Regions from separate parts of the Homo sapiens genome. Here region 1 is linked to region 2. The links are chromatin contacts, found by Hi-C or POLR2A ChIA-PET in ENCODE. All regions are on one chromosome and are shown on one strand. Each heading gives the region's core, a stretch centred on a gene start or an enhancer-like site at or near the end of the contact. The rest is flanking DNA. Distances are from core to core; before and after follow the strand shown. Region 1 overlaps SCIRT (stem cell inhibitory RNA transcript). Region 2 holds the start of LINC02537 (long intergenic non-protein coding RNA 2537).

Evidence for each region. A loop is a pair of places that touch in the nucleus more often than their neighbours do. ChIA-PET counts read pairs that join two places held with the same protein, here RNA polymerase II (POLR2A).
Region 1: a map of gastrocnemius medialis shows a loop between it and region 2 (1.8-fold over the local background). The contact joins the enhancer-like site here to the promoter of LINC02537 in region 2. A Hi-C loop is called at or near these places in 1 of 168 maps with a recorded cell type or tissue (gastrocnemius medialis). POLR2A ChIA-PET finds 5 or more read pairs at or near these places in 2 of 52 experiments (OCI-LY7 and WTC11).

Annotation. Positions count from the first base shown.
Region 1 is chr6:44,040,181-44,045,720 of GRCh38, forward strand. All of the region lies in intron 1 of SCIRT (stem cell inhibitory RNA transcript), which reads right to left. Among named protein-coding and RNA genes, the nearest start is that of SCIRT, 32 kb to the right of the region's middle. RefSeq lists enhancers at 1-157, 1,859-2,607, 3,452-3,746. Within about 2 kb of position 1,536, at least 11 of the 41 ENCODE cell types and tissues checked have a DNase peak (open chromatin) inside an H3K27ac peak, as active enhancers do.
Region 2 is chr6:43,848,980-43,854,957 of GRCh38, forward strand. LINC02537 (long intergenic non-protein coding RNA 2537) reads right to left here and starts at 3,354. Exons shown (of 4, transcript NR_149142.1): 1 at 3,198-3,354; 2 at 1,117-1,225. All of the region lies in intron 2 of LOC105375070 (a long non-coding RNA gene), which reads left to right. RefSeq lists enhancers at 1,717-2,363, 2,364-3,010, 3,011-3,657.

The sequences.
Region 1 (5,540 bases), core at 286-2,785, 190 kb after region 2:
GCTGGGGGCCAGGCCCTCGGCTTCTGCACGGTGCTCCACACAGCTGTGTAGACTGCAGGGCCCTCTGACATCTGTCCATCCCTGGTGTAAGCAGACCTTACTTGAGCCCCAGGCCTATTGACCCCCAGGGACAGCATCTCTACCACTCATTCACAGGAGCCCCCAGAATCCAGCCAACATAGCTTCATTTTCTCCCCAAAAGGCATTGCTTGCTTTTTGGAGGAAACACTCCTCCCGGCTTTCCAGGCCTATCATGCCACCCCAGGACCACTGACTGTTTCCGTTGTCCTCGCCTCTTCTCTAGGAGCTCATTTCCTCTGCATACTCGGAGATTTTCATCTCCTGCCTCCTTCAGATGCCCATAAAGAGGGCAGGCATACCCAGTCTGGCTCAGGTACCCAGGGAAGCTACTGACTGGCCAGAGAAGGGTCTGGTCTCCTTCCTCCTTTGTTTCTTGCCTCTCAACCAGTCCCCTCTCCATGACAAAATATTGTCTTCAGTCCCACCAACAGTTTGGAGGTGGACACTTTGCAGGGGAGGCTTAAACCCTAACTACTACATGCTCTTCACCTTCCCTCAGCTGGGTACACAGGGTTTCCCCCTTAGGGAAGCAACTGGATTGCCTCTCTTCCAGAAAATTAAAGCCACCCAGGACTTCAGTGCCAGGCCCTTTATTATGAATTCCTCCAACAGGCCTGGAATGAAAGCCAGGCTGCTGACTAGGGCCGGCCCTCCAAATCCCCTCAGACCCTAACAAGGAAGAGAGCTATCTTGCACAATGCCACTTGCCAGGCCACCTGCAGCCCCACAAGTCCACCTCCTCATTCTCATTCCCGAGCACTGCCAGGGGCCATCAGAGAGAAAGAGGGCTAGGGATGGGAATGGAGACTGAGTCCTACAGGTAGGGAGGGCAAGGGACTGAAAGAAAAGGAGAGCAAGAAGGAGGGAGGGGAAGACCGAACCAGAAAAAGATGTCGGGGGTGGGGGTTGGGGTGGGGTGGGATCTGTGGAGAGAGAGTGGAAGAGAGAAAGAGATGGGGAGAGAGACAGGGAAAAGAGAAATAAGAGTCATGGTAAGAAAGAGACAGGAACAGAGAGCCTCGGCTTCTCCTGGCTTCTCTAGACCTCTCCAGTGGGATTTAAGACCTCAAGCAATCCTGGAGATCAAGATGGAGGCTTGGCCTGCAGTTTGAGGATCAAACTGTCTCCTGGAAACTACCCCCATGCCCTGGACCCAGCCTCTGTGGCCCAGGACAGTAGTGGGGACAGGTTAAGGCTAGGGAGTGCCTTTGCCAGGCACTGGGAAAAGACACTGCAGGCCCCAAATTGTGGTTAATCTCCAAGGACACGCAAGAATGCAGCAGGAGAGACTAGGATTAGACAACAGGGAGAACTCGATGACAGCTAGAGCTCCGGGATTCATTCCCTGCAAGGGCAGGGAGGTTGAGGGGGCAGAGGAGGAAGGAATCTGCAAGGAGGTTGCTGACGTCCTCCTGGAAGGCTAGAAATGAAGCACAGGCAGCCGAGTCTTCTCCCACCTCCCTCCACCCCCAGCGATGAGTCAGGGATTCCGCAGAATGCTGAATTCCTGTCTTCCTTTGGGCAATGATACTTGACACTCTCCTAGGTTTTCTCTCCTGCCACAGAAGTAAAATCTTCAACCATTCTCAAGGACTTCTTTCTCCTCAGCTCCCCAGACAGGCCCCTGCTTTCCTGTGAGTCACTGTATCTTCAAAGCCCCTTCCTGCCTCAGCCTACCCCAATAGCTCTCAGGCTCCTGGCTTTGCACGTGTTGTTCTGTCTGCCTGGAACACTCTTCCCAGAACTAGCTTCTTCTCATCCACCAGAAACCAGTTTAGATGGCACCTGCTGAAACAGATCAGCTCACAAAGGCCCGGCACAACCTGGCCCACAGAAGCATTCCTGAGTGCTGTAAATGAATGAACTGTGAATCAATGAATGCAGAAGATTCTGAGGGGCAGAAACCACATGCCCTACCCTCAGGGAGCCCACGATCTGATGGTGGAGACTCAGCCTCTGCCTTGGAACCCCTCAGTGAGCAGAGCTGTGGAACTCAAAGAAAGGAAAGCCTTGCCTGGGGCCTGCAACCAGGTTCCCTCTGAACTTCAAGGCAAGGAAGTCTTCTTCTATGGTCAGGGCCCAGCCCACACCTGCTACAAAGGCAGGGCCCAATGAACATTTCTGGGAGGGAGCAGAGGGGAGGGGAGGGGAGGGGAGGGGAGGGGAGGGGAGGGAAGGAAGACATCTCATGGACCTTTGGCTTTTCTTTGAGGGCTGCACTCTGGTCAAGAGGCTCCCTGGTGACCAGGGCCAACTGGCCCTTTCCATCAGAGCCAGGCACTGGAGAGCACAGTGTGGGTGCTTGCTCCATATTTGAGAGCAGAATAGAGCTGGAGGACTCTGGGCATCGAGAAGCCAGGCCCCAGCGACAAGGCTACCTCAGTTTCCAGACCCACAATGAGAGCAACCAGAGGAGGGAGGGGAGAGGAGGCAGGCTGCCACAGGGCCAGGAAGAGGCAGCTAAGGCAGTGTGGGACCCACCTGGGGTGAATGGATGGCTGAGCCTCCAGGGTGGCCTCAAGGGTTGCAGGGGAGACCAGACAGGGCTAAGGGTTGCAGTCCTGGTGGGATCTGAGCCTGGGGAAAAGGGAGAAGCTGGGGAGGAATCCTTCCACCAGCCCTTCAAGGCGAGCAAAGCCCCCTGCACTCCCCCAGCCCCAGCGAGAGCAGCTGGTTAGTGGATCAGGATCATTGCCTCAGGAAGGCAGGGGAGTTTCTGTGAATGAGTCTTTTCCATGCTCAAACCAAAACCTAAGTCCCTAGCCCAGCAGGCAAAGCTGCCACTTCCTCTCCAGAACAGCAAAGACCTAAGGCACTGGGAAGAGACCTGCCACTTGGGGCACCTCCCTTCAGGCCTCCCTGGGGGTGGCTGCTGTGGCACAAGTGGAGGAGAGACAAGTCAGGATGGGAGACTTTCTCCTGAGCTGGCCTCTGTGTTCTGCTGTGATATCCCTGCCCCAGGAGACAAAGTGCCACAGAGGGTAAATAGTAGGGGTGGAATTTAAACCCTGAGAAAGAGAGCAAAAAGTCACAGACTTCCTGGGTCTATGCAGGGATAAGAGCTAAGTGCCAGGGAATGAGTAAGTGCTGAAGCATGAAGCCAGGGGTTAGTGGGTCAGTGACCCACCCCATCCACCTATTCCTTAGCTGGCCATCATTAGGGAAATGATGTATTTATTTAACCAACACGTACATAGTGCAAGGTAAAACACAAATACCTAACAAATATTAATTCAGTGATTACCCAGAACAAACCTAGGAAGAGAGCACTATTGTCATCCCCAGTTGCAGATAGGGAAACTGAGGCCCAAGGAGGTTACCTGACTTGCCCCACATCACACAGCTGGAAAGTGGCTGAACCGGGATTCAAACCCAGACATGATGCTGCCCCAGTTGGGTCTTGCTGCTGCCATGATTTCAAGGCCTGGAAGGGGTCAGAGAAAGTCAAAAGTCAGGAGGCCAGCATCAGAGTAGGGCAAGGACCTCCCCCAGCAACAGCCAGAGCCTGAGAGAGAGCAGCTGATGTAATTGCACCCCTTGTTGCGGGGGTGGGGAGTTGGCCCAGGCCCAGGGAGTGGCCAATGGCAGGGCCCCTGCCTCCCTCAGCTTGCCAGGGAGAAAAGGAACCCCTCCAGGGTATTTCTATTATCTGGAGGAGAAAGTGAGGTGGGAAGAAAAGTTGGCTGGAAAGCAGACTGAACTTGCAACTTGGTTTAATAACCAAATCCCAGTTCTCCCTGTGAGCCAGGGCTCCCTCCCACTGTCCCCTCCAGAAAAATCCAGGCCAGGCCTGGGTCTGGGAACAAAGAAGCCTGTCCCCACAACCCCCCCTCCCCCAGCTCCCAGCTCCCTACTAGAGCCCCAGAAGTAGGGTCCATTTCTCCTGGAACCTGCCATGGCCCCTCCAGGCCTCCAGTCCCACTCTTCCCGAGCTCAAAGAGAAGAGGAGGATCCCAGAGATGGGTGACTGCATTTTCCACCCTGAATATGAGGCTGTGTGGGTTGGAAAAATAAACGGCACTGGTTGGGGAAGGGGGAGTGAACTGTTTGAATGAGGGCTGTCCTGAGAAATGCCGGTCATGTGGTCCTTGGTCCAAATGAAAGGTCAGAGCACCCACTGCGCAGTCAGAATGGCTGGGGAGCGGGAGGAAAGGGGAGGAGCAGAGTGGGCAGTCCTCATACACACTCACACACAAACATTCACATACATCTTCACACACACCCACGCTCACATACACACACACATATTCATATACACATTCACACACATCCATATGCGCCGTCACACACACACACATATTCATATACATCTTCACACACACCCACGCTCACATACACACACACACATTCATATACACATTCACACACATCCATATACAGCTTCACACACACCCACACACAAACATTCATATACATCTTCACACACACCCACGCTCACATACACACATATTCATAGACACATTCACACACATCCATATACACCTTCACACACACACACAAACATATACATCTTCACACACACCCACGCTCACACACACACACATACATTCATATACACACATTCATATACATCTTCACACACCCACGTTCACATACACATATTCATATACACATTCACACAATCCATATACACCCTCACACACACACACATTCATGTACATCCTCTCACACACACACACATATCCATATACACATTTACACACACCCACACTTATACACATTTACACACATCCATATACACCCTCACACACACCCATACACACATACACACTCACATTTATATACATCTTCACACACACATTCATATACACACTCACACACATTCATATACACATTGCCACACACCCACTCATAGACACACACACTCATATACATCTTCACACACCCACACTCATATACACCTACCTACATTCATATACACACACTCACATACACATTCACACACACATTCATATACATTTTACACACCCACACACTCACACACATTCATATACACATTCTCACACACCCACACAAAACACAAAAACATTCATATACATATTCATAGACACATTCACATACATCTCACACACCCCACACACACACACATTCAAATACAGTCTCATGCACACACATTTATATACATATTGTCATACACACACTCATACACACTCATATACGCTCATACATTTATATACACATTCTCACACCTCGACACACTCACATGCACTTATCTATACACTCATACATGGAGACACTCAGATACTTAGATACACACACACATACATGCAGACACACACTCCAACACTCCTACACACATTCACCCCCCTCACACACCCACACATGTATATACACTCACATCCTGAAGCACACTCAGACACATACTAACTCTCAGAAACACACTTATCCCTCAGAGGGGGTAGGACCAGCCTAGGAAAGAGTCCTTCTGGGAGAATGGCATGGCTGGTGACTGCCAAGGG
Region 2 (5,978 bases), core at 2,104-4,603:
TATGAACATTAATTTCCTTTTCCCCACAGATCATTTGTCCTGGGTGGGAGTCTTCAGTGCACCTCAGTGTGTGTTTGTGTGTGCATGAGTGAGTATGCTGTGTGTGTGAAAGCATGCACAAGCCCCTCCGTGTGTATGTGTTAGTATGTATGTGAGTGTGTGATTTGCAAATCCTGACCAGGCGGCCATTGTGAGGGGAAGTGGCAATGTTTACCGACCTTGGGAGGTATTAGAGGTTGGAGCCTCTAGGATTGGCCTGGCATGGGCTGAGGTGGCGGGACTGGAGTTGGAGGTGCTCTGGATCCCCCAGGCTTCTGTAAACCCTGAAAGCTGCTGCTCTGGACACTAACAGGGCAGGGCAGGGTCACGCAGCTCCTGTTAGGGGCTTAGGCAAAGTCATCAAGTGACTCGGAGTAGGTCTTTAGGAGGTCCCCCTGGGCATTTGTTGGGGAGTCCAGCCAGGGGTGTCTGAGCAGAGATGAGGGAATGGGCTGGAGGGCACCAGGGAGAGGAGAAGAAGCAGGGCTCCTCTCTCTGCCTCTTCAGGGCAAAGAATTCTGCTTTCTTTGTAGCTGGAGGTGACCTCAACTTCCTCCCCTTGCTCTGGGAAGAGGCCTGAATATAAGTCAAGTCATTTGTGCTAATCGTTGACATTTTTGAGACGTGCCTTCCCTGGGAGTTTGGGGGCCTAGTATGCAAATCTATGCACATTATGTGACATCAACAGAAAAATTGGAACCTCAGGGAATTGCTGGAGCAGAGAGGTTCTCCTTCAGAACTGCTTCTAAGCTGCCTATAATTCCCCCCATTAAATTCACAGAGGCAAAATGTGTTAGATCCTGGAGGGTCAAGACTGAGGCCAGATCACAATGGCCTTTCAGTCCACGGTCTCACTTTACAGATGAGGAAAGTGAGGCCCAGAGGGGAGGCATGACTTGCTTGAGATTATACAGTCAGTGGCAATGCTGGGGTCAGACCTGGCCCAGGATCATCCAGATTCATTTTTTGACTTAATATGCACAACACACACACACACACGCACACAGACACACACACACACAGCCTATCCTTCGCACAGTACCCACAGCTTTATTTTGCTTCACAGCAGTACCTGACCTTGCATGTTTACATTTCCTTCTCCTTCTGCCTGACCAGAATAAAGCTCCATAGGGGTGAGAAGTGTGCTTGTTTTTTCATGTTGTATTCACTGTCGTATCGTCAGCATCTAAAACACAGAATGGTGGGATTCATTCATTCATTTGCTGGTCGCCTCTCTGATGTGCCCTCTCCATTCCAGACCCTGGTGAAACAGAAAGGTGTCAGACCTGGCCCCTAGACCCTGGCTCAGGTGGCTTCAGGCCCTTTCTTCTGGGCCCCAGTTGCCTGGGGGGTGGGAGGGATCCCCTCACCCAGGTCCCACTGGCGCTGACTCTGGAAGCTCACCCCAGGGGAGGAGAAGCTAGGGATGAGAATTAAGAGTCCTCTCCAAGGAACTCCCAGAGCAGAATCAGGGAAGCCCCCACGGCACTGAGGAGAGTGGGAGTGTGAACACAGTAGCTTGTGACCAGGGAGGTGGCAGTGGGGAGGAAGGTAGAAGCTCATTTGGGAGGCAGGGTGTGGGGACTTGGAGGGGAATCCTAGGAGGAGAGGGTGAACGAGTACTGTGGAGGCTCTGGGCACTGGGTGTCTAGGGCAGGCTGTGCAGGTGGGGCTGACAGAGAAAGAACACTGCCATTTATTGACATTTGGGGTAGGCTGCAGAGTGGGGGCTGGTGTAGAGAGGCAAAAGGCCAGACTCCAGTCCCTGCACTTCATATGGGCAGAGTGGCGAGGCGTTACATAAGCCCCAAAAAGAGCTTTGGTCGAAGGCTTAATTTTCTCATCTGTAAAGTGGGGATGATAACATGAACCTGGGCATGGGGGCCTCGTGTCAGGAGGGAGGTGAGTCTCATATGAAGTAATCTGTCTGAACACCCTCAGCCCACTGCTGGACCCCCAAACATGAGCTGGCCTGTCTTCCCAGTCCTTTCTCCCTTTTCCCAGGGTACATTCTCTGGGAAGTGGGGCCCTGTGGCTGCTGCCCTGTGGAGGGGCCAGTCCCCATCCTCTCTGCTCCCCAGCCCCTGTATGTTCATTTGCCCAAGAGGTCACCCAGTTTCCTCTGTCCTAGTTGACCAGAACCCTCTGGACTCTGTGGGTGCTACGGGTTTTCTGGCCTGGACCCACGCCTCCGCCTCGCTGGGGGCTATGAGCAAGAGAGCAGCAGACCAGATTTTGCAAGCCTGAAATAGTTTATGGCCAGGCTGAGGCCGGGAGGAAGGAGGGCATGGCCCCAGGAATGCAGGAGGAATGCCTGGGAGGCCCGTTCCGTCCCCCACCCATCCTCAACTCCCCAGGGGGAAGGAGTACAGGCCTCAGGATTACCGGGCACTGGGCAGAGAGAGGGAAATGGTCTGGGCCCTGAGCATTCCTGGGGCTGGGGTGGTCGCAGGGCCAGTGAACGGGTGTGTATGTGGGGTGGTCTTCCTGCAGACAGGAGTATCATCTCCTCCAAGGAGGCCACCTGGATTAGACTTCTCTGTCTACTCCATTCAGTCTTTCCTACTTACTTGCCTGTAGCACCAAGGATACATATCTTCATTGCTGTGTGCTTGAGAGCAGTGGGGGTTGTTTTTCTACTTGATGCAGGGCCTCTCTGTCTCCACTGTCAAACTGGGAGCTCCCTGAGGTCAGGGTTTGTGTTTTCCTTTCAGATTGAGAATTCCTTAAGGATTGAGGCTATGAATCTCCCATAGAGTAGAAGCCCACACATGCTTCCCATGCCAGAATGGGGTGGAACTGGAACGACAAGATGCAGTCTTCACCCCCATTCCTTTAGACCCAAGATGGGATCTCCTTCAATCCTGGCTGGAAAGTGGGATAGCGTTCGGAGGGCCAGTTGAGTCCTGTGGACCAGACAGCGGCCTATGAACAGCATTGGCCCTCCCATTTCCAACCATGTGAACACCTGCGGCCCCTATGTGGAGGCCAGAGGAAGGCAGGCCCCCGTTACCCATCTGGACAGTCCACTTGGCCCTGCTGGTATCATACCTTGGGCTTGCCCCCTCTGTATGTGGCCTGGGGTCTATTCCAGGAAGGGGTGGGCAGCAGAGGGTTGAGAGTGGACAGGCCACAGTGCTCCAGGCTGTTAATGATACCTGCATTTTCCTGGGCCCTATGGCCAGGCCGTCACCTTCCCTTTCATGTTTGGCTCTGTCTCAGTGAGCCAGTAGGTGAGGTGGGGGCTAGGAGGGAGCCCCAGGGTAGGGGCAGCCAGGCAGGCACAGAAGGAGGCAGATGATTGGTGCCTGGCCAAAGTCACAAGGTTCTAGCACCCTCCATTTCCATCAATGCCCCAGCTCTATTATGGAAGACACAAGTTGCCAAAACTCCGGCAACTCTGGCTGGTCACACCCTGTCCTTTTGTGGACACAGCTCTCTGGCCTCCATGGGCAGGACATCTATTTCCAATTCCCGCATGCACTCCTAGACCAGCCTCATTTAGGTCAGTCTGTGGTCAGGGTCATGGACAATCTCTGCAGGGTTGGGCCAGTCTGTGGTTAGAATTAAGGGTCTGAGATCTGGGTTTAGGGTCAGGCTCTGACCAGGGTTATGTGTCAGCCTGTTTTCTGGGTTAAAGGGATTAGACTTTGACTAGGTAGGACTAAGGGTCAGTCTGTACCCAGGACCAGCGTTAAGTTTATACCGAGAAGTAGGAGGTCAGTCTGTATCCAAGCTTAGGAACCAATCTGTACCCAGGACAAGGAATATGGATCCCTAATCCAGGACTGTACCTAGGATTAGGGATCAGTCTATACCTAGGATTAAGAGCCAGTTTGTATCCAGGATCAAGGATCAGACTGTACCCAGAAATGGAGTAATCTATACCCAGAATAGGAGTCAATGAGCATTGAGGGGTAGGCGTGTGTTTTGCACTGAAACTGAACCTATGACTAGGCCACAGAAGGTTACCCTAGCCCAGCTGGGCATAGAAGGCAGAGAATACAGTTTGCAGTTTGAAGGGGAAAGAGTTTGATGATCCCCTGGCCACCTACTCTGGGTACCCACCTGCAGGAGTTACCTGGGGCAAAGTGGGGCACTTCATCACTCCCAGCCTTAGCTTCAGCTTGAGGAGTCACAAGGAACACCAGCCTGAGCCGCATGGGGACAAAGTGTGGTGCCCAGGCAAGGTCCAGTGAGTGGCTCAGAGGCAACATTGCCCAGTTCTATAGCCAGGAAGAATCCTGAGCAACTCCACCACAGATGGCGCTTCTGTTTGCACTGCACTTCTCGAAACTCATTCACCAACAGTTCATTCTGCAAATATTTCCCAAATACCTGCCATGCTTTAGGCCAGAGGTTCTCAAAATTGAGTGCACAGAAGAATCAACTGGGTAGCTTGTGAAAAAGGCTGACTCCTGGGCCCCACTCTTGGGTATTCTGGAGCAGAAAGGCGATAGGAGCTGCCCAGGAATCTGCACTTTTAATAAAGTTTCCTAGTGATTCTGCTGTGGTAGTTTAGAGCCATGCTCTTGGGACCTGTCCTCAAAAGGCCCATCAAGTTAAAAAAGGATTGCAGGAAACACCCATAATGCTGTCTGGTGAGTTCAGCAAGCCGGTGGGCATCTTCCAGGGCATCTGGAAGAAAAGGTATGCATGGCTGTTTTCAGAGAAGACCCAAGAAGACCTTGTGAGGAAGCAACAGGGAATTTCTGCCTCATTGTTGAAGAAAACTTGGTTGTCTTTTTGCAAAAATTGTATGGAACGTACCTGTCTAGCCACCCCAAAGCCTTTTCACATGATTGGCAAGGTAGAATTCCAGCAAGCACACAAAAGATTAGGTCTGAGAGTAGAGGTGTAAAGCAAAGCATACTTTTTTTTTTTTTTCGAGATGGAATCTCGCTTTGTTGCCAGGCTGGTGTGCAGTGGCGCGATCTTGGCTCACTGCAATCTCCGCCTCCCGGATTCAAGCGATTCTCCTGCCTCAGCCTCCCAAGGAGTGGGATTACAGGCATGCGCTGCCATACCTGGCTAATTTTTTTTTTTGTATTTTTAGTAGAGACGGGGTTTCACCATGTTGGCCAGGCTGGTCTCGATCTTCTGACCTTGTGATCCACCCGCCTCAGCCTCCCAAAGTGTTGGGATTACAGGCATGAGCCACCGCGCCCGTCCGCAAAGCATAATTAATACATTAAATGGGGCAAAGGAAAAGAATGCATCTAAAACTGCTGTCTTCGTCTGGTGGTAAGGAAGGAACAATGCACGACAGCCATTAGTATTAATAACTCACCAATTGTCTATAAACAGTCATCCTGAAAAGCACTGCTCGAGCAGTGCAGTCAGCTTTGTTTAAACCATGGCCTTGTGCTTTGTCCCACTCTCCCTGCATAGTTTCACCAGCTAAGACCTTTGTCTGCAGTTGGTATATTTGTAACAACAGGGTGTGTGCGTGTTTTCATTTCCCGGATATTACCATATTGATTACACTTTTGCAGACAGCACATTTCTCTCTCCTACCTGCTCCTTGGTTAAGAATCCTGGTGCTGAAGCGCTCAGTCATCTTGAGGACCTCACTGAAGGCAGGGAGGTCATAAAGGATGACTGTCCCCTCTGGGGCTGACCGCCATGTGTCATGCTTCTGGAAGTTTCCAGAAATATTTCTTTATTGAATGTTTCCATTCTTCCTTCTCAAAGTGAACAGATTTCTGGGCCTTTCTGCTCCCTATGGGGCAGGAGCTTGAGGTATTGTGCTGCTCAGAGGTGGGGACAGGACTGGACTATGTCCCAGGAGCTCCTGGAGGCAATACCCTTTCTGGCTGGTCCTGAGATTCCAGATCCTCATGCACAGAGGGCTGGAGGTGACCTTCCATTTCTCTAAGCTGGGCTGTGAGGCACCTGGGTCACAGACCCCACAGGAAGTGGATACTGCCAGGAAGTTC